2 separate regions of the Homo sapiens genome follow, and region 1 is linked to region 2. A link is a loop called in an ENCODE intact Hi-C map of the cell type or tissue named here. Cell type or tissue: mammary epithelial cell. All regions are shown on one strand. Links, peaks and the distances in the headings refer to the core of each region. The heading gives the core; the rest is flanking DNA.

Region 1 (9,598 bases), core at 1,570-9,569, 400 kb before region 2:
AGACATTGTATAGAAATGCACCTGAGCCATGTTTCCTACATGGCATCAGGACAATGGGCCAGGCAACAAAGGAACCTTTTGAGCTATCTCTTGGCGGTGCTGCCTGCCAGTCCATAGCTCAGGTCCACCTGCGCTACCAGCATTGTCAAACTACAGTATTTACTCAATTACATTCATACTGGGTTCCATTTAGCCTTGTCGCTTTTTCAAAATTAGTGAAATATGGAGAAAATATAAGTGCAAACACTAGTAAAAGGGAGTGTTGTTCTCATAAACATAAAACAATTGAGACAAAGAAGGGAATCATTAGGTGTGGAGAAGGTAGTGAATATTTAGCCTCAATAATGACAACTCATACCGAGACGTTGCTACGCATCACTCATCATTGCTATTACTTTATATGATTTAATTCATATTCTTACAACACTATGTGAGAAATAAATGATGAAGGTACTATTATTATCTCTGTCTTTACAGATAAAAAAAAATTCATGATTTATAAAGGTAAATAGCCTGACCCAAATCTTAAAGCTGCCTATTGGACTTCAGGTGGTCAACTTTGCTCAGCTAGGATGGAGATGCTCAGATTTTAAAAACATCTATGCATGCTGGAATTATAGCTTAAGACTATGTCTAGGGGACAGCACACAATCAGGGATTTTATGCTACATTTTAGATCTCTGAAAATAGAAACCTGTGCTTAAAGCACACGGATTTGTCTTTGAACTTTATATATCTGACATTGGTGTGTGTTTTGGGAACGTGTTCTATATGAAGGTAGAACTCTCTTGCATTGTTGTATGTTTTGGATGTACATGTAAACATGTGAATCCTATGAGGACTGGGAACTTGTCTTCTACTTCTCCAGCACCTACAACAGTGCTCAGTAAAGGTTGGTTGTGGTGGTGAGTGATAACAGTAGTCAGTTGGAAACCATGCTGCCATCATGCTGAACACCAAGAAACACTCTATTCAATCTCCCCAAGTGTTTGTAACAATATATTGAAAAACATGTCATCTATCTGAGCATGGTGGCTCACACCTGTAATTCCAGCACTTTGGGAGGCCGAGGAGGGAGGATCGCTTGAGCCCAGGAGCTTGAGACCAGCCTGGGCAATATAGCAAGACCCAGTCCTACAAAAAAAGAAAAAAAAATTAGCTAGCCATGTTGGCACCGCCTGTAGTTCTGGCTACTTGGGAGGCAGAGGCAGGAGGATTGCTTGAGATATGTGTTCACACCACTGGAGTCCAGCCTGAGTGACAGAGTGAGACCCTGTGTCAAAAAAAAAAAAAAAAAAGAAAAAAATGTCATCTTAAATACACACACACAACACACACATCTATGTGTTTACACAAATATTTAAAGGCATGTAATCAAAAACACATTTATAAGTACATGATAATAAAGGAAAAATGATGTCACATCTCAAGTATGTAAACACATTTACAGGCACAATGATGATAAAGGGGAAATGATGATGATCATTACAAAGGCCATACATTTTTTTCTATTGAAGAGGTGAACGGAATTACCCTCCTGGACTCACTAAGTGTAGAAATCGAGGCAGCAGACAGGCAAAGTCAGCAAACTGCTGCATGCCCTAAATTTGGAGTGTCTACCCTGTCTTCCTTCCCCAGAGACTCTGTCCCCATCTGCCATCTCTTTTTAATGGGGCAGTAAGCTTTAGGACATCACTCCTCTCACAGCATTTGCTTGGAATGTGACTGGACAGGCACCTGGTCCCAGCAGAGCCTTCCTTGTCAGTGACCTATGACCTGGGTGGCGTGATTTAAAAGGTTGAGCTGGGTGAGTCAGATTCTTTCTTTTTTTCTCTCCGTCCCTTTCTCCCTATGGAACTTGAATCAAAAGTCTAGAGGGCAGTTTCCAGTGAGCTGTGGGCAACATTGTAAAAAACGTTATTCTAGGGCCCAAGTCAGATCGTGACAGGCTACAGGCACTTTGCAAGCTGAAATCGGGGAAGAGGAACAACTGTGAGTTAAGTGGGAGAAGCTTCAAGAGACAGACAAGAAAAGAACATCCAACCACGCAGAGATGCACAGCCCTGCCTTCTTTTGTCTTGTTTTTCCTGGGCTCCTGGGCATGTATACTTTAAAAAAAAATTTCTTTCTGGCCTAGTGAAGTGGCTCACGCCTATAATCCCAGCACTTTGGGAGGCTGAGGCACTTGGATCACTTGAGGCCAGGAGTTCGAGACCAGCCTGGCCAACATGGCAAAACCCCATCTCTACTAAAAATTCAAAAATTAGATAGGTGTGGTGGCACGTGCCTATGGTCCCAGCTACTCGGGAGGCTGAGGCATGAGAATCGTTTGAACCTGGGAGGCAGAGGTTGCAGTGAGCCAAGGTCGTGCCAGTGCACTCCAGCTTGGGTGACAGAGTGAGACTCTATCTCAAACAAAAACAAAAACAAAAGCAAAAAAATAAAGCAAAGGCCAGGCATGGTAGCTCACGCCTATAATCCCAGCACTTTGTGAGGGTGCAGCGGCTGGATCACTGGAGATCAGGAGTTAGAGACCAGCCTGGCCAACATGATGAAACCCTGTCTCTACTAAAAATACAAAAATTAGCCAGGTGTGGTGACGTGCACCTGTAATCCCAGCTACTTGGGAGGCTGAGGCAGGAGAATCGCTTGAACCTGGGAGGCGGAGGTTGTAGTGAACCGACATCACAACACTGCACTCCAGTTTGGGCAACCGAGTGAGACTCCGCCTCAAAAAAAAAAACAACATTATTTTCTTTAAAGTAACCCATGTGCTCTTCTGATCCTTGTTAGTAAAAGAGACTAAATTGGAGCAACACATAACGGCAGAAAAAAGTCTCTCTTGGCCAGATGTGGTCACTCACCTGTAATTCCAGCAATTTGGGAGGCTGAGGCAGGAGGACAGCTTGAGGCCGGGAGTTTAAGGCAGCAGTGAGCTGTCATCATGCCATCATACTCCAGTCTGGGCAACAAAGCAAGATGTCATCTCAAAATAAATGAATGAATGAATGAATAAATAAATAAATGAATAAATAAATAAGTCTCTGCCAGTGGAGGATATAAACACACACACACCAAAAAAAAAAACACAGGAGAACCATATAAGTACAGCAGTCCAAGACCATGAAAGATAGTGGCAAACAGTCATTTCATCTGACAGTCCCCCAGGACCTTGGTTCGTGCAATCCTGTGCAATAATCAATATTTATGGTAATGACCTTGAGTCTTAAAGCAAAAGCTGCCTGACATTCAATGTATTTTCAGAAGTCCATGAAATGTGTAGTTTCATTCAGAAAAAACTTTTCTTAAAGTTAAAAAAAAAAGTCTTGGTATCTAAAAATGACAAGATTTGGCTGGGTGTAGTGGTTTATGCCTTTAATCCCAGCACTTTGGGAGGCTGAGGCTGGAGGACTGCTTTAGCCCGGAGTTCGAGACCAGCCTGGGTAACATGGTGAGACTCTGTCTCTACAAAAAATAAAAAAATTAGCCGAGCTATAGGTAGTGTGTACCTATGGTCCCAGCTACTTGGGAGGCTGAGACGGGAGGATCCCTTGAGCCTGGCACAGTGATACCTGTTTGTGCCTCTGCACTCCAGCCTGGGAGACACAGTGTGGTGCTGTCAAACAAACAAACAAAAAAACAAAAACAAAAAAAAAAAAAGAAAGAAAAGAAAGAAAAAAGGAAAAAAGGCAAGGTTCATGCAGAGATTTGTTATTTTTTACTTTTTGAAATGCACATATTTATTGATCCATGCCTTGCCTTGTTGTAGCAAAGAGCTCAGATGACTTATAAGAATACACAGGATCCAACAGGAAAGTAAACATTGACAGTGAGTGGGGAAAATAAAGAACATCAAGGTATGGACAAGAGATTTAGTTATCTGCAAAGCTCATTTCCATGGACTTCCTCATTCCTTGCTAGATCATGGACCACCATAACTAGTATTAATCATTGTTTCAACTCCAAATTTTTTAGATTTGGAGAAAGATCAAGGTTTATCTTCTGAATGTAAAAATCAAATTGAAACTGGAAGAAAAGAAAATATTGATTTAAATCAGAGAAAATATAATAATAAATCTACACAAACATGCTTTTAATAAGCTGCTAATTTAAGCATATATTTAAATCATTTCTATTCCTTTACTTCAGTAAAATAATTCTTAAGGCAAAATAATTTTATTTTATTTTATTTTTTTTTGAGACAGAGTCTCCCTCCGTCACCCAGGCTGGAGTGCAATGGCACTGTCTCGGTTCACTGCAACCTCTGCCTCCTGGGTTCAAGTGAGTCTTCTGCCCCAGCCTCCTGAGTAGCTGGGATTACAGGCACCTGCCACCACGCCCGGTTACTTTTTTGTATTTTTGGTAGAGATGGGGTTTCACCATGCTGGCCAGGCTGGTCTCGAATTCCTGACCTCAGGTGATCCACCTGCCTCGACCTCCCAAAGTGCTGAGATTACAGGTGTGAGCCACCGTGCCTGGCCTTAATTTATCTTAATCAGAAGTAGCATCATGTTACATTATACAACTGGTGAAATTCTCTTCAACATCCTTTTTATAAACCAATATCAACATACTGGGGGAAAAAGTGTTTAGAGTTAAACTTACTGTGTAAATGTAATTTTTATATTCCATTAAAAAGCAACAATTTTTCTGGGAGCTCTGGTTTGGAAAGGCTCACGGGGTTTTAATAAGTGTGTTCCTATTCATTTTGGGCCTGCATTAGGGACAATTTCTTCTGATGGACATTTCTATTACGCAATCACTGCTTAAAGGGTAATAGTGTAGGCTTCAGAGCCAGACAAATGTATGTATTTGATGCAGGATAGCTGAGTAATAGCTTGGTCAAATTACTTTAAGTCTTCTCAACTTAGTTTCTTAACTGCAAATGGAGCTAACAGGGTCGTATGGAAGATTACATAAGATATTGCACATTAAGCACTTAGCTCAGTAGCTAATAGCTAGTGAACCTAATACATGATGTATGTTATGATAAAAATAGTGATTGTAGAGGACATTTCACACTGATATGATACAAGTCTCTCTTTCATTAGTGTCTTGTTAAAGGTTTCTAATTTTCCCATTGACAAATTTTCTTTTTTTTTTGGAGATGGAGTCTCGCTCTGCCACCCAGGCTGGAGTGCGGTGGCAGGATCTTGGCTCACTGCAACCTCCGCCTCCCGGGTTCAAACAATTCTCCTGTCTCAGCCTCTACTACAGTTGGGACTACAGGTGCAGGACACCATGCCTGGCTAACTTTTGTATTTTTAGTAGAGACGGGGTTTCACCATATTGGTCAGGCTGGTCTCAAACTCCTGACCTCGGGTGATCCACCTGCCTTGGCCTCCCAAAGTCCTGGGATTACAGGTGTGAGCCACTGTGCCCAGCCAAATTTTCTTTTCTTTTCTTTTTTTTTTTTTTTGAGACGGAATCTCACTCTTTTTGCCCAGGCTGGCCCGCACTGGCCTGATCTCGGCTCACTGCAATCTCCGCCTCCGGGGTTCAAGAGATTCTCCTGCCTCAGCCTATCGAGTAGCTGGGATTACAGGTGCCTGCCACCACAGCCAGCTAATTTTTTTTTGTATTTTTAGTAGAGACAGGGTTTCACCATGTTTGGCCAGGCTGCTCTCCAACTCCTGACTTCAGGTGATCTACCTGCCTCAGCCTCCCAAAGTGGTGGGATTACAGGCGTGAGCCACCGCACCAGCCCCACATTAATTAACTTTAGTGTTGTGAGTGCATTCTGAATGATTTTTTATGGTATTGACAGGGAAACTAGTTTTATTGCTCGATATTATTTTCTTGCTGCTTTCCAAAATGCATAAACAATGATTTAGTTCACTGATAGATTTATACAGAAAATTTTACTTTGTATTCATTTTGATTTTTTTATTTGTTCCTTTTCATTCAGCCCCAGAAAAAATGCAATTAATCATGCCAAGGTATTTACAAAGCCTTATCTGACTAGCTCCATCATGTGTCTAGAATGAGTTTTACAATTTTAAAAGTTGCTTCCACTTCACTGCTACTATGGTCTTGAATAAGAATAAATATCTGGCTGGGCTCAGTGGCTGAAGTCTATAATCCCAGCACTTTAGGGGGCTGAGGTAGGCAGATCATTTGAGATCAGGACTTTGAGAGACCAGCCTGGTCAACATGGCGAAAACTCATCTCTACTAAAAATACAAAAATTAACCAGGTGTGGTGGTGGGCGCCTGTATTCCTAGCTACTCTGGAGGCTGAGGCAGGAGAATCACTTGAACTCAGGAGGCAAGAGGTTGCAGTGAGCCGAGATAGAGCCACTGCACTCCAGTGTAGGTGACAGAGCATCTCAAAAAAAGAAAGAAGGCCGGGCACGGTGGCTCACACCTGTAATCCCAGCACTTTGGGAGGCCGAGGTGGGTGGATCACGAGGTCAGCAGTTCAAGACAAGCCTGGCCAAGATGGTGAAACCCCATCTCTACTAAAAATACAAAAATTAGCTGGGTGTGGTGGCGGGTGCCTGTCATTCCAGCTACTTGGGAGGCTGAAGCAGAGAATAGCTTGAACCCGGAAGGCAGAGGTTGCAGTGAGCCGAGATTGCGCCACCGCACTCCAGCGTGGGTGACAGAGCAAGACTCCGTCTCAAAAAAAAAAAAAAAAGAAAGAATAAATATTTGGCAATATATTACTGAATCCTCTGAAAAACAGATGGAAATCAGAATTGGGAAAATGTTCCTTTTTTTTTTTGAGACAGAGTCTCGCTCTGTCTCCTAGGCTGGAGTGCAGTGGTGTGATCTTGGCTCATTGCAAGCTCCGCCTCCTGGGTTCACGCCATTCTCCTGCCTCAGCCTCCCGAGTAGCTGGGACTACAGTCACCAGCCACCATGCCTGGCTAATTTTTTGTATTTTTTTTTTTTTTTTAGTAGAGACGGGGTTTCACCATGTTACCCAGGATGGTCTTGATCTCCTGACCTCGTGATGCACCCGCCTCGGCCTCCCAAAGTGCTGGGATTACAGGCGTGAGCCACCACGCCCGGCAAAAACTGCTTTTATATATATATATGACTTTATAATAATCTCATGCTCATATATATTATAAAATGATATATAATCATATATAAATCATATGTACATATAAAATCTCATATATATTATAAAAAATGAACACAAGCATACATCTTCATCAAAGTCCTGCCTACTACAGTTAGATGTACCTCTTGAAACTTGGAAGAGATTATAGATTATTAGGGCAATAAAAGTAAACGCTAAAACATTTTTTTAAAAAATCAGAAATGATGATATAATGGACTAATAGTCTCAAGGTAGTTTTTGATAAATCCAAGACTGATCAATTGTCAGTCGACTGTCAATGGCTTATTAAGAGATTTTCAGTGTTTCATTGTATACCTGGGCTAATCTTGGGAAACAAACTATGCCTTTGTCTGTACATCTCAAAGCCCATGTCAATCTGACTACTAATGAGGGTTGACCATGGATGGGATGGTGTCTTAGGTAGTGTTTCTTGTGTTACTGGTAAGCTGACACTTCCGTCTTGGTAACCTCTGTTCATACACTCCTAAAATTCCTGATAGGTTTTGTTGTTGTTGTTGTTGTTGTTGTTGTTTTGAGACAGGGCTTCACTCTGTTGCCCAGGCTGGAGTGCAGTGGCACGATCAAAGCTCACTACAGCCTCGAATTCCCGGCCTCACATGATCTTCCTGCCTCAGCCTCCCAAGTAGCTGGGACTACAGGCATGCACTATAATGCCCAGCTAATTTTTATTATTATAATTTGTTGATAGAGACAGAGTCTTGCTATGATGCCCAGGCTGGTCTTGAATGCCTGGCTTCAGGCAATCCTACCATCTTGGCCTCCTAAAGCGCTAGCACTGTAGGCATGAGCCACTGAGCTTGGCTGACCTAATAATATTCTGAAGCTGATATTTCCCTATGAGATATGGAGTCAGACTTATCTGAGACTTTATCATGTCTGTGTGTACCTAGGCAATGCCTAGTACAGATGGCATGCTGTTTTCTTTCCAATTCATACTACATAACTATGTCAGATGAATTTCCTGCCCTAAACTATAGCTCCAAATATGGCAGTTCCTTGCACAAAACTACTGTCGCATTTCATTATGCTTGCTTCTTTCCTGTATTTATTCTTTCTAAAAATTTATCGTTTGTTTTCCCCATCCTAAAATTGTAAGCTCAGTGAGGGCAGGGACCAGTTGTAGCTCCAGTGTTTAGCTGTGCTGTCTTATAACACACATTCGATTATATTGTTGCCAAACTATGTAAATGATTACTACAAGAATTTGGACAATATGATTTTCTTTCAACTTTTAAAAGTGAGATATAATGAACGTACCATAAGACTCACCCATTTAAAAAGCATAACACAGTGGTTTTTAGTATATTCATAAACTTGTACAATCATCACCACTAATTCCAGAATATTTTCATCACTTCAATAGGAAAATGCATACCTGTTAGCAATTACTTCCATCTCCCCTCTCCCCCAGCCCCTAGCAAACCACTAACCTACTTTTTATCTCTATAGATTTCCCTATCCTCAACTTTCATTTAAATGGAATTATATAATATGTGGTCTTTTGCTCCTGGCTTAACACGATATTTTCGAGATTCATCCATGTTGTAACATTTTGTTTACCCTTTTAGACAAGATAAAGTTTAATACCCTTTCTAACTCTATGCTCAGATAGTCAAGTGAAGAGCTACAACCAAATTTCTTTTTCCTTTCTTCCTTTCTTCTCTCTCTCTCTCTTTCTTTCTTTCCTTCTTTTTTTTTTTGACAGAATCTTGCTCTGTCGCCCAGGCTGGAGTAGAGTGGAACGATCCCGGCTCCCTGCGACCTCCGCCTCCCCTGTTTAAACGATTCTCGTGCCTCAGCCTCCCGAGTAGCTGAGATTACAGGCATGTATAACCATGCCGGGCTAATTTTTGTATTTTTAGTAGAGAAGGGGTTTCACCGTGTTGGTGGCCAGGCTGGTCTCAAACTCCTGACCTCACGTGATCCACCAACCTCAGCCTCCCAAAGTGCTGGGATTGTAGGCGTGAGCCACAGCGCCCTGCCTCAACCAAATTTCAGAAAGTATCATAATATCATTATGCTTCATAGTTTCTCTATGCCCTGAAGTTTACCAATTTTATCTTCTACAGATTCCAGGAAGGCAGCCTGTTAAGACTCACCAAATTTACTTCCTCAGCCTCCAGAACAATAAAATCAAACTCCCTACCTTGATTTTAAGATTCTGCTTCCCCCCACCCCGCCCCACCCCAATCTTCTCCTTGGATATTCGACAGTCTGGAATAATGCATTTTTACAGTTCTGATTGTTTTCAGCAGATGTGTTGGCTGAGGTTGGATGGGGTTTCTTCCCACCTATCTCTCCTCTCTCCTTCCCTCTGCCCACTGCACGTGCAACAACTTTTCTGCCATCAAAACGTGCAAAAAAGAAACAAGAAAGAAAGGAAAGAGAAAGAAAAGAAAAACAGAAAAAAGAAAAGAAAAAGCAGCCGGAAGTCTTCCTTTGTTTTCCAAGGAAATTCAGGTAAAAGGAGGGGTGGGGAAATGATATTTTTGACTTTGCTCACAAT
Region 2 (11,448 bases), core at 1,916-9,915:
TTATCTTCTCCCTTGATTTTAACTGTTACTATCTCATGACTTCTCAAACCTGTATTTCCAGCTCTAACCTTTTTTCTGAAGCTTTTGACCTGTGTTCTTCAATTAGGTAGACACCAGCCATATGTGGCTGCTGAGCACTTAAAATGTGGCTAGACTCCCTCCTCTTCTCCCTCTCCCCTCCCCTTTTCCTTTTCCGTCTCCCTAAAAAAATAAATAAATAAAAATAATTGAGAAGTGCTTTAAGTGAAAAATACACATCGAATTTCAAAGGTACAATACAAAAAAAGACTGAAAAATCTCAGTACTTTTTAATATTTATTATATGTTGAAATAATATTTTGGATATATTGGGTTAAATCAGTGGTTCTGAAGCTGGGATGATTTAGCAACATCCGGAGACATTGCTGTTTGTTACAACTCAGGGAGGAGGGGCGTGGCTACTGGCATCTATCCACTAGGATAGAGGCTAGGGATGCTGGCCTCTCCACAACAAAGAATTCTTTGGCCGAAAATGTTAATAATGCAGTTGAGAAACCCCAGATGAAATAAAAGGGTGAGGGCTTCAACCCTGTTGGGATGCTGAAGGAAAAGAGTCAGTAGAAAAAAGGAGTGGAAAGATAAAGAAAATAAAGGGATGCGCAATGGAGAAAAATACCTATGGAGCCAGAGGAAATGAGATTTAAAGCTCAGATGGAAATTTAGCCTTGGATAGGAGAAGGGATGGCCTTTCCACTGAAACAGGTGAGAAGGAAGAAGACTGCAGTTTAGGTATGTTAGCTTCAGGGGGCAAATTGAGGGCTTGTTCACTGAATGACCTTGACTTCCTTATGAAACATGAGGTAGGGCCATCTATAAACATATGAGCTTTGGAAAATGCTGGGCGGAGAGTGACTAGAAGAGATTTTAAAAATCAGAATAGTCACTACCATAATGGCAGAAGGGCAACAAATCAAAGCCCAGAGCAGAAGAGGAGTGAGGTTGAAGGGACAGGTGTTACGCAGTTGTATTTAGAAGAATAATGGTAGATTCGGGTGAGAAGCGGCTCTCACCTAATTTACACATAACAATTTTCTGATTTCTATGCTTCTGCTTCCACCACTGTCACCACACCACCCCAAACTCAACCTTAAGCCACAGTTAGAGTATGGCAGAAACTGATTAGACATTAAATTGCTTAAATCTTTCAATGATCCTCCATCACCTTCAAGTTAAAAATCCTTAGCATGACAAATAAAGCCCTTCAAAATCCAGATTCTTCAGTATCACTTCATACCAGCCCTAGTTCCCATCCTGTCCCCTGACCCTTCCTGGACCTCGGTGGACTTCTCAAACTTCTTGTAATTCTCCAGGAAAAAAAAAAAAAATATATATATATATATATAATATATATATAAAAGAATATATAATATATATTATATATATAAAAGAATATATGTTATATATAAGAATATATAATATATATGTAAAAGAATATATATATATATTATTCCTATATAACTATCAATTTTCCCCATGAAGCTAACAAACCTAATTGCATTAGTACAATCTCACTTCTTCCCTCTCACATGTTTCAGTGGAAAGGCTATCCTTTCTCCTATCCAAGGCTAATTCTTCCATGTGAGATTTGGATCTCATTTCCTCTGCCTACATAAGAACTTTCTTCAACTGACCATCTTTTTATTTCCATTATCTTTCCTCTCTCTTTTTCTACTGTTTCTTACCCTTCAGAATACCAGCAAGGTTCAAGACTCACCCGATCTTAACTCCATATTCTTGTAGATATATGTCTCTCTTTTTCCATCTCTCTGCCTTTGCACAGTTCCTTCTGTCTCAAAATTCACCCCCTTTCTCCACATTTCCCACCCATGCTTTATCTGCTTAACAAATTCTTACCCATTCCTCCAAGCCGTCTTCCATGAAGCATTTCCTTACCGCTCTCCCCACCCCTTGAAATGGACTTACTCCAGTTTTAGTACTCTCTTCAAGCTTTATACATACATCTAAGTATTATGATTGTTTACATACATACCTGTCTCAAAACTTAAAATCAGAGAAAATGTCTTTCTCTCTTAAGTAGAAAAATAGCACTCAAATATTTATTGAACTGTACTGAATAAGAAGATTGGGATTCTAATCTCAATTTTGCCAGAAGAAACCAGAAATCCTTAATCAAATCACTTTAAATATCTGAAAATTAATTTTACTCACTTGTGGAGAGATCAAGTTTTTCCAAATGCACTCCAAACCAAATTCTGCTTTCCTCAAACTGCAGCCAAATAATGTTTACCAAATTAGTCTGCATATATGGGCCAGCAGAATCTAACTACTGCCTGACAGGAATTTGAGGAGTTTGGTCTAAACATGGAAATACTGGGCTGAATTAGTGAGTTACCTGCAATCAAGGGTAATAAGAAAATTTCTACAAACTATCAAAGTCAGAAGGAAAGACTGGTATGCCCATCATCCATTGCATAGTTCACAACTGTATAAAGTCTGCAAGTGAGAGTAACTAATTATGTGGTCAGCTTCGTGAGCTCTTTGGAAGAAATGGAGAAAAGTTTGAAGATGTAATGCAAGAGTTAGAAGATCTTGGGAAATTCTTGAAAGTATTTAGTGAACTATTTCCTCAGATGTAAAGCTTTGGAAATAATTAAAAGGATCTCAGAGATGAACTAATCAGAACACTTCGTGATTCAGAATATTTTATTTTCTTCTTGGCATATGAAGATATCACTGGAACTTAAAACTGAAAGAAAAGTGCTATAGACTCCATAACTGCTGATTTAGTTGAGGTAGCACAGTTCTCATTAAAATTTTCTATATGGGCTGGGTGTGGCGGCTCATCCCTGTAATCCCAGCGCTTTGGGAGGCAGAAAAGGGTGATCACCTGAGGACAAGAGTTGGAGACCAGCCTGGCCAACATAGTGAAACCCCATCTCTACTAAAAATACAAAAATTAGCCGCACATGGTGGCAGGCACCTGTAATCCCAGCTACTCAAGAGGCTGAGGCAGGCAATTGCTTGAGCCCAGGAGGTGGAGGTTGCAGTGAGCCAAGATCGTGCCACTGCACTCCAGCCTGGGCAACAGAACAAGACTTCACCTCAAAAAATACGTATCTAGATAAAAAATGATTTCAGGCTATGTGATTGGAAAGAGACTATTTTTAAAGATTATATATGTAGCATATACTACATATAGTACTATATAATCTTTATTATATGTACATAGAAACAGATAGATAGTAATTAGACACAGCCCTTTATCCTACTAAACTGTTTTGCAATCAATGCAATCATAGATTCTGAAAAATTGAGGAGCTATTTAGCAGAAGGATAACCTCAAAAGACAATACCTTTGTGATGAGTACTTATCAACTAATAAATTTACAATTTTCTTTGGAAGGCAACTTTCAAGATATATTTGAAATATCAAGAGGCCAGGCGCAGTGGCTCATGCCTGTAATCCCAGCATTTTGGGAGGCCGAGGTGGTTGGATCACCTGAGGCTGGGAGTTCGAGACTTGGCTGGCCAACATGGTGAAACCCCGTCTCTACTAAAAACACAAAGAAATTAGCTGGGCACACGCCTGTAATCCCAGCTACTTGGGAGGCTGAAACAGGAGAATTGCTTGAACCCAGGAGGCGGAGGTTGCAGTGAGCCAAGATCATGCCGAACAGAGCAAGACTCTGTCAGAAGAAGAAGGAGAAGGAGAAGGAGAAGGAGAAGGAGAGGAAGAGGAAGAAGAAGAAGAAGAAGAAGAAGAAGAAGAAGAAGAAGAAGAAGAAGAAGAAGACGACTCAATAACTAATACTATCTCTGTGACTCTGTTTCTAAAAAACAGAGGTAACAAATTATGGACTAACCAGGGGACACAGAATGCCTGGAATTTTGCAGATGAGCAAAACTTCAAATATCATGATATGTTTCTGGTTATCAGGCCAAATTCTGGGCATGTCTGAGGCTCTCTCATTCTGTGAAAGTATATTTTTAAGATAAAAGTGTAGAAAAATGAAAGTGAAAGCTGCCATTCACCATTGGTAATGTAAGCCTAGAACCACAAGCAAGGATTTCCAACTGACTGATAACCATTCTCAGAAATAGTTTAGTCTTTTAATTACCAATATTTTTACACACTTGGTTAAAGTTAGTCAGAGGTTTACCAGTGAGCATTTTCATTAAGTTGTTGTTAACTCTTGAAATGCTTTTGCAATGTCGCTTTTAAAATTCAGAATTTTTAATGCGCTCACCTCTATTAGCAATCTTTTTTACAATTACAAGTTTCTGGCCAGGTGCAGGGACTCACATCTGTAATCTAAGTGCTTTGGGAGGCTAAGTTGGGACAATCACTTGAACCTAGGAGTTCAAGACCGGCCTGGGCAAAATAGTGAGGCTCCATCTCTACTAAAAATCCAAAAAAATTAGCAGGACATTATGGCATGTGCCTGTAGTCCCAGCTACTCAGGAGGCTGAGACAGGAGAATCACTTGAGCCTGGGAGATTTAGGCTGCAGTGAACTATGAACACGTCACTGCACTCCAGCCTGGGTGACAGAGTGGGACCTATCTCAAAAAAAACAAAAGTTTCTGATCATTGAAAAGTTAGACTGGATAACCTCCAAAGTGCCTTAAAGTTCTAACATTTCATATTTTGCTTCAGACCTAATTAGATTTATGAGAACGCTATATTACAATTTCAAGTGTGATTTACATACTGGCTACTTAGTTGCAAATTCAGAACAGGAAGTAAAGACACTTTGATGCATTTGCTTGTTATTATTTACAGATCATGCAAAGTTTTCCAAAATCATTTAAAAGTTTCTCTAAACTACATTAGTATTAGTTTTAATTGCACAAACTAATACTTGATTATGATTTTAAGTTACAGGATTGCAGAGACTGTGCTTTGCTCAGTTGAAAGATTATATAGTACATTGTTCTCAGGAGGCTGAGGCAGGAGGATCACTGGAGCCCAGGTACTCAGGGCTGCAATGTGCTATGAACGTGACTGTGAATAGCCACTACACTCCAGCCAGGGCAACACAGTGAGACCATGTTTCAAAAAAAAAAAAAGAAAGAAAAAAATTATTATACAGTACATTAAAAACACTGATATATTGGGGGACTGTTCAGAGATAAAGATATAGAAGAAGAAGAAGAAAGAGAATAAAATGAAAGTGCCCATGTGCTAAAAGGGAATTTTAAAAATTTATTCGATAACTTGAATCCAAACACCTTTAGCAGTCAGGGCTTCTGATAAGATTGTAATTATTTTTGACTTTTGACAGAACATAAATCACTATTATGCAACAGAAATTTGTAAATATTAGAGATTTTAGTTTAATATCTTAATTTTAAAATTTGCTTAAGTATTTTTAAATTCTGAAAATATCAAGTGATTAAGGTTGACAATCACGAAACTCTGAAACCCAATCTATTTAAATTATACCGATAAGAAAAATCTATTTTCAAACCGTTCACAATTTAGAATTGAGTTAAACTAGGAAAGAGTGCCACCTACTGAATCAAAATTGCTTAAACATCTCAACATTAAGTTCATTTTGCAAAACCTGTAAAGCTCTAGCATTTTTTTCCTCAAAGATGTACGTTTAAGATAATCTTCATACAGCAAATATTGTTTTATTTAATGAAATTTTCTTTTTCAGTAGCAGATAACAGACTAGACTGGCCACAGGTGTTTATCATCCCAACATCACCCTGACAAACGAGAAAGGAATTAAAAACGTACAAAACACAAATGAAAATGGGAGAAGGTCATTAGCAAGCAAGTTATTCCACCTAATATCTGAAAGATAAAAATCAGAGGACTAGTGATTGTTATAGCAAAGTATCAAAGCTACACCAGACCGGGCAGGGTGGCTCACGCCTGTAATCCCAGCACTTTGGGAAGCCAAGGCCGGCGGATCACCTGAGGTGGGAAGTCCAAGACCAGCCTGACCAACATGGTGAAATCCCATCTCTACTAAAAATACAAAATTAGCCGGGCGTAGTGGTGCACACCTATAGTCCCAGCTACTCAGGGGACTGAGCCAGAAGAATCGCTTGAACCCGGGAGGCAGAGGTTGCGGTGAGCCAAGATGGAGCCATTGCACTCCAGCCTGGGCAACAAGAGCGAGACTCCGTCTCAAAAAAAAAAAAGCTACACCATTAACTACTGTCAAAGAAGGCTGCACCAACAAGCAAGCTGCTATGCTTTGCAGAATACAAGACAGGCTATGGACTCAGGCCAAAGGCAAGGGAGGCCAACAGTAAAATGTAGAAATGAAACCAGAGGAGATTAATCATAAGTCTCTCTGGGCACAATCCCGTGAAACCTTTTCACCTCTCTCTCACCACATAAAGAAAATGTGGCATCTAGGCTTTTAAGTCCTAGGCTAAAAACAGGAGCAGGGAGTTCTGTAAAGAAACACATTGAAGTAATTGAGAAGAACCAGAACAGCTGGTGAGACAAGCAGTGATAAATACTTCACATTCTAAGATGTATAGGCCCCACCTGCCCACACATGCCTGGTGGTAGGCAGCACCCTTCCACACAGACATCACACTTAGGGTTTTCTTGGTTTTGGTTTTGGTTTTTTTTTGAGACAAGGTCTTGCTCTGTCGCCCAGGCTGGAGTGCAATGGCGCCATCTCGGCTCACTGCAACCTCCACCTCCCAGGTTCAAGCGACTCTCCTGCCTCAGCCTTCCGGGTAGTTGGGATTACAGGTGTGCACCACCATGCCCAGCTAATTTTTGTATTTCTAGTAGAGATGGGGTTTCGCTATGTTGCCAAGGCTGGTCTTGAACTCCTGGCCTCAAGTGATCCACCCACCTTGGCCTCCTAAAGCATTGGGATTACAGGTGTAAGCTACTGCGCCCAGCCACATTTAGTTTTCATAAACTTTTTTTTATTGTTTGTTTTTGTTTTTGTTTTTTGAGATGGAGTCTCACTCTGTTGGCATGGAGTCTCACTCTGTTGCCAGGCTGGAGTGCAGTGGCGTGATCTTGGCCCATTGCAGCTTCTACTTCCCAGGTTCAAGTGATTCTCCTGCCTCAGCCTCCTGAGTAGCTAGGACTACGGGTGCACACCACCACACCTGGCTAATTTTTGTATTTTTAGTAGAGACAGGGTTTCAAGTCCAGGTTTCAAGCTGGTCTTGAACTCCTGACTTCAGGTGATTCGCCTGCCTTAGCCTCCCAAAGTGCTGGGATTACAGGCATGAGCCACTGTGCCCAGCCGATAAACGGTTTTTAAATGACAATAGAGAATGGAGATAATTCAAAAAACATAAGAGGGAAAATATTTTAAACTCTCTAATATCCTCAGAAATTAAAAATGATACTGCATTCTTACAATAGGAAAATGATGTTATTTTTTAAAAAGGAAGAAAGAATCTTTAGAGATTAAAATACGATTCCTGAAATTAAAATTCAGTAGAAGGGTTAAAAGATAAAAGAAAGACAATATTCCAGCATATAAGACAAAAAGAAAAATAAATGTGAAGGAAAGGATAAGAGAGATAGAAGTCCAACCCTAGAAGTAAAATATCTAATAGAAGCAAGGTACGGTGGCACACACCTATAATCAAGGAGGATTCCTTGAGCCCAGGAGTTTGATGCCAGCCTGGGCAACACAGAGAGAGCCCCATCTCATTTAAAAGAAAAAAAAAAGTCTAATAAAAGTTCTTCCAAGGGAGAACAAAGAAAATGGAAAAAAGAAATTAAAAAAAAAAAGAAATAAAAATGTCCCAAAACTGAAAAGGAATTCTAAAATTCTAAAATCATGTATTCATTCACCCATTGATGGACACTCAAGCTTCCATATTTTGATGATCATAAATAATGCTGCTATGAGCATTCATGTACAGGTATCTGTGTGAGTTCCTGTTTTCATTTCTTATGGGTATATACCTATGAGTGGAATAGCTGGGTCAAATGGTAATTCTATGACTATCTTTTTGAGGAACTGCCAAACTGATCCACAGTGGCTGCATTGCACCATTTTACATTCTCATCAGCATTATATGAGGATTCCAATTTCTCCTATCCTTGTCAACACTTATTATTGTGTGTCTGTTTAATTATAGACATCCTAGTGGGTGTGAAGTAGCATCTCATTGCAGTTATATTCTGTTTTATTCTTTTAATGATTGCCTTAGCAATTACCACATTCATCCTTACCTATTAAAATCTAGTATTGTTACATTTAATATCCTCTTGATCAAGAATCCATAAATTGCTTTAAAATATTTACCAGCTGGGCACAGTGGCTCATGCCTGTAATCCCAGCACTTTGGGAGGCCAAGGCAAGTGGATCACTTGAGCCCAGGAGTTCAAGATCAGCCTGGGCAACATGGTGAAATCCTGTGTCTACAAATAATTTTAAAATTAGCTGTGTGTGGTGGTGCATAACTGTAGTCCCAGCTACTTGGGAGGCTGAGGTGGGAGGAGCATTTGAGCCTGGGATGTGGAGGTTGCAGTGAGCAATGATTGTGCCACTGCACTCCAGAGTAAGACTACTGTCTCAAAAACATAAACAAAAAAAAAATCTACTATATACACTCCCTCCACACACACACATACCATTTGTGATATTTTGGCCATTTACTGAAATTCTATAACATTTAAACCCCACAAGACTTTATTATTGTTTTTCACACCCCCTGTTTTCGCAGTCAATATGATTTTTTTTTTTTATTTGACACAGAGTCTTGCTCTATCGCCCAGGCTGCAGTGCAGTGGTGCGATCTTGGCCCACTGCAACCTCCACCTCCCGGGTTGAAGCGATTCTCCTGCCTCAGCCCTCCTGAGTAGCTGGGATTACAGGCTCACACCACCAAGCCCAACTAATTTTTTTTGTATTTTTTTTTTAGTAGAGACAGGGTTTCACCACATTGGTCAGGCTGGTCTCGAATTCCTGACGTTATGATCCACCTGCCTCAGCCTCCCAAAGTGCTGGGATTACAGACGTGAGCCACCGCGCCCCGCCGCGGTCAATATGATTTAGATTTATCCTCATAATTATCATTTTCTTTGGTCTTCATTGATTTCTGCATCTCTGATTTTTCATGCAAGATAATTTTCCTTTTACATGAGGAATAATCTATAGAATATCCATATACATGTGTATATATATGTATATATATATATATATATATATATATTTTTTTTTTTTTTGAGATGGAGTTTTGCTCTTGTTGCCCAGGCTGGAGTGCAATGGTGTGATCTCGGCTCACTACAACCTCCGCCTCCCAGGTTCAAGCGATTCCCCTGCCTCAGCCTCCCCAGTAGCTGGGATTACAGGCATGCGCTACCACGCCCTGCTAATTTTGTATTTTTAGTAGAGACGGGGTTTCTCCATGTTGGTCAGGCTGGTCTCAAACTCCTGACATCAGGTAATCCACCTGTCTTGGCCTCCCAAAGTGCTGGGATTACAGGCATGAGCCACCACGCCCAGCCTAGAATATCCTTAAGTGCTTATCTGCTATTGATAATATCTCTCTTTTGTTTTTTTTTGGAAATATATGGATTCACCTTCATTAATGGAGTATTTCCGGAGTGATAGTTATTTCCTCACTGCACCTTGTAGATATCATTTCACTGTCTTCTGAAGTCCTTGTGTAGCTTCTAAATTGATGTATTTTTTTTCTGGCTACTTTAAGATTTTTCTTTTTGTCTTGATTATTAAAGTTTCATTTTGATGTGTCCAGTTGAGCATTTATTAATACTTTTATTTATTCTGCTTGGGCTTCGTAGGGCTTCTTGACAGTGGACTATCAACCATTATATCTAAAATATTACCTATAATCCATTCTTTCTCTTTTTCTTCTAAAACTTCAATTGCATATGTTAGATCTTCCCACTGTATTTAGTATACTTTTACCCTTTATACTGTATTGTTTAATTACTCCTTGCTTCATTCTGGATAGCTTCTTCTGAGCTTTATTCCAGTCACCTAATTCTCTCTTCAATTATAACTAATCTACTAGCCCAATTTTTAAAAATTTGGTCTCATATTCTTTTGCTTCCGGAATTTTTTTACCCAAATCTGCTATGTCAGTTTTTTATAGCTCACAGTTTCCTGCTGAAATTTTCTATCTTGATTTTGTCCCTTGAACACAGTAATCATAGTTGTTTTATAGCCCATGTCTATAATTTTCTGGAGTCCCTGTGATTCTTTTTCTGTTGTTTTTCCTGCTGACTCTGACTCAGCTTCTTGTGTCTTTGTGTTCCTCTTTATCTTTCACTGTGTTCAGGAAACTGTGGTTGAAATATTATTTATAGAAATTATCTGAGATTTGTTATGATGTTAACTTCCTCCGCAAAGGATCTTGGTTTGTAGATGTATCTGCCAGGTGCTCAAGGTGGTCAGCAGTGTAGGACCAAGGTGTGTGGTTTTCTGCACTGCCACATGATGTGAAGGAAGGCCATAATCCATATTCTTTTTTTTTTTTTTGAGACAGAGTCTCACTCTGTCGCCCAGGCTGGAGTGCAATGGCACTATCTTGGCTCACTGCAACCTCTACCTCCCAGGTTCAAACCAACCTCCTGCCTCAGCCTCCCGAGTAGCTGGGACTAAAAGGTGCATGCTGCCACACCTGTCTAATTTTTTTGTATTTTTAGTAGAGACAGGGTTTCACCATGTTGGCCATGTTGGTCTCAAACTCCTGACCTCAAGTGATCCACCTGCCTCGGCCTCTCAAAGTGCTCAGATTAAGGCATGAAACACCACACCTGGTTCATAATCCATATTCTTTCTCTTAGAGGACACACATTCCTGGCCCTGCCCAAAGATGGGAGTGGGTCACCATCCTTGGTGGGAACTATAGATCTACCCTCATTCCTTCGGTCCAGCACGGCTTCTAAAACTACAGTTTAGTTTCTCATTTGCCTCCTCAGAGTGTCGTATTCCTAGGACAAACATGCTCCCCAAGTCCCATATCTTGCCTTGTAATTCCTCACTAAATGATTAGCTGTTTTATGATTTTTAAAAGACATATTTATAGGTAGTCTATAATTTTTAGTACCTTCAATGGGAAGGTAGGTACAAATGATCTACCCCACTATAATTTAACTTTGGATGTCCTGCCCTCAAGGTTTAGTCTTAGGCTCTCCTTTATTTCTTTGCCCAGATCGTTCTTCTGTGCACCAGATATATATGCTCAACTGCCTATTCTACATCTCCACTTGAATGTCTAATAGGAATCCCAAACCTAAGATGTATAGAATTGGATTTACATCTATATGTCAATGATTCTACATATATTATTTCATTCAATTTCTACATCTTTAAGGTAAACGTTATTTCCAAAGTTTTAGTTTGTATTTCCCTGATACCTAGTGAGATTGAATGCTTTTCATTTGTTGTCATCCAGATTTATGGAAAGACAATCAGAGAGTATAAGTAATTTTTGCAAAGTCAAAATTAGTATTTTAAAAACCCAGCTCTCA

The links. Peaks named below come from ENCODE experiments on the same cell type or tissue, not always from the same donor. Only the 100,000 strongest peaks of a DNase experiment are listed, where the experiment ranks them.
Region 1: it touches region 2 in a loop (3-fold over the local background); 12 of 110 quality-filtered maps call a loop at or near these places.

What each region holds. Positions count from the first base shown.
Region 1 is chr15:59,373,296-59,382,893 of GRCh38, reverse strand. No RefSeq gene overlaps it. Among named protein-coding and RNA genes, the nearest start is that of MYO1E, 5.2 kb to the right of the region's middle. RefSeq lists an enhancer at 2,329-2,830. In mammary epithelial cell, for the core only: a CTCF peak has its summit at 5,961; no DNase peak of the experiment used is centred there; H3K4me3 peaks cover 451 bases; H3K27ac peaks cover 489 bases.
Region 2 is chr15:58,974,605-58,986,052 of GRCh38, reverse strand. No RefSeq gene overlaps it. Among named protein-coding and RNA genes, the nearest start is that of RNF111, 7.3 kb to the left of the region's middle. RefSeq lists enhancers at 6,126-6,175, 6,566-6,665. In mammary epithelial cell, for the core only: a CTCF peak has its summit at 5,519 (motif pointing left); no DNase peak of the experiment used is centred there.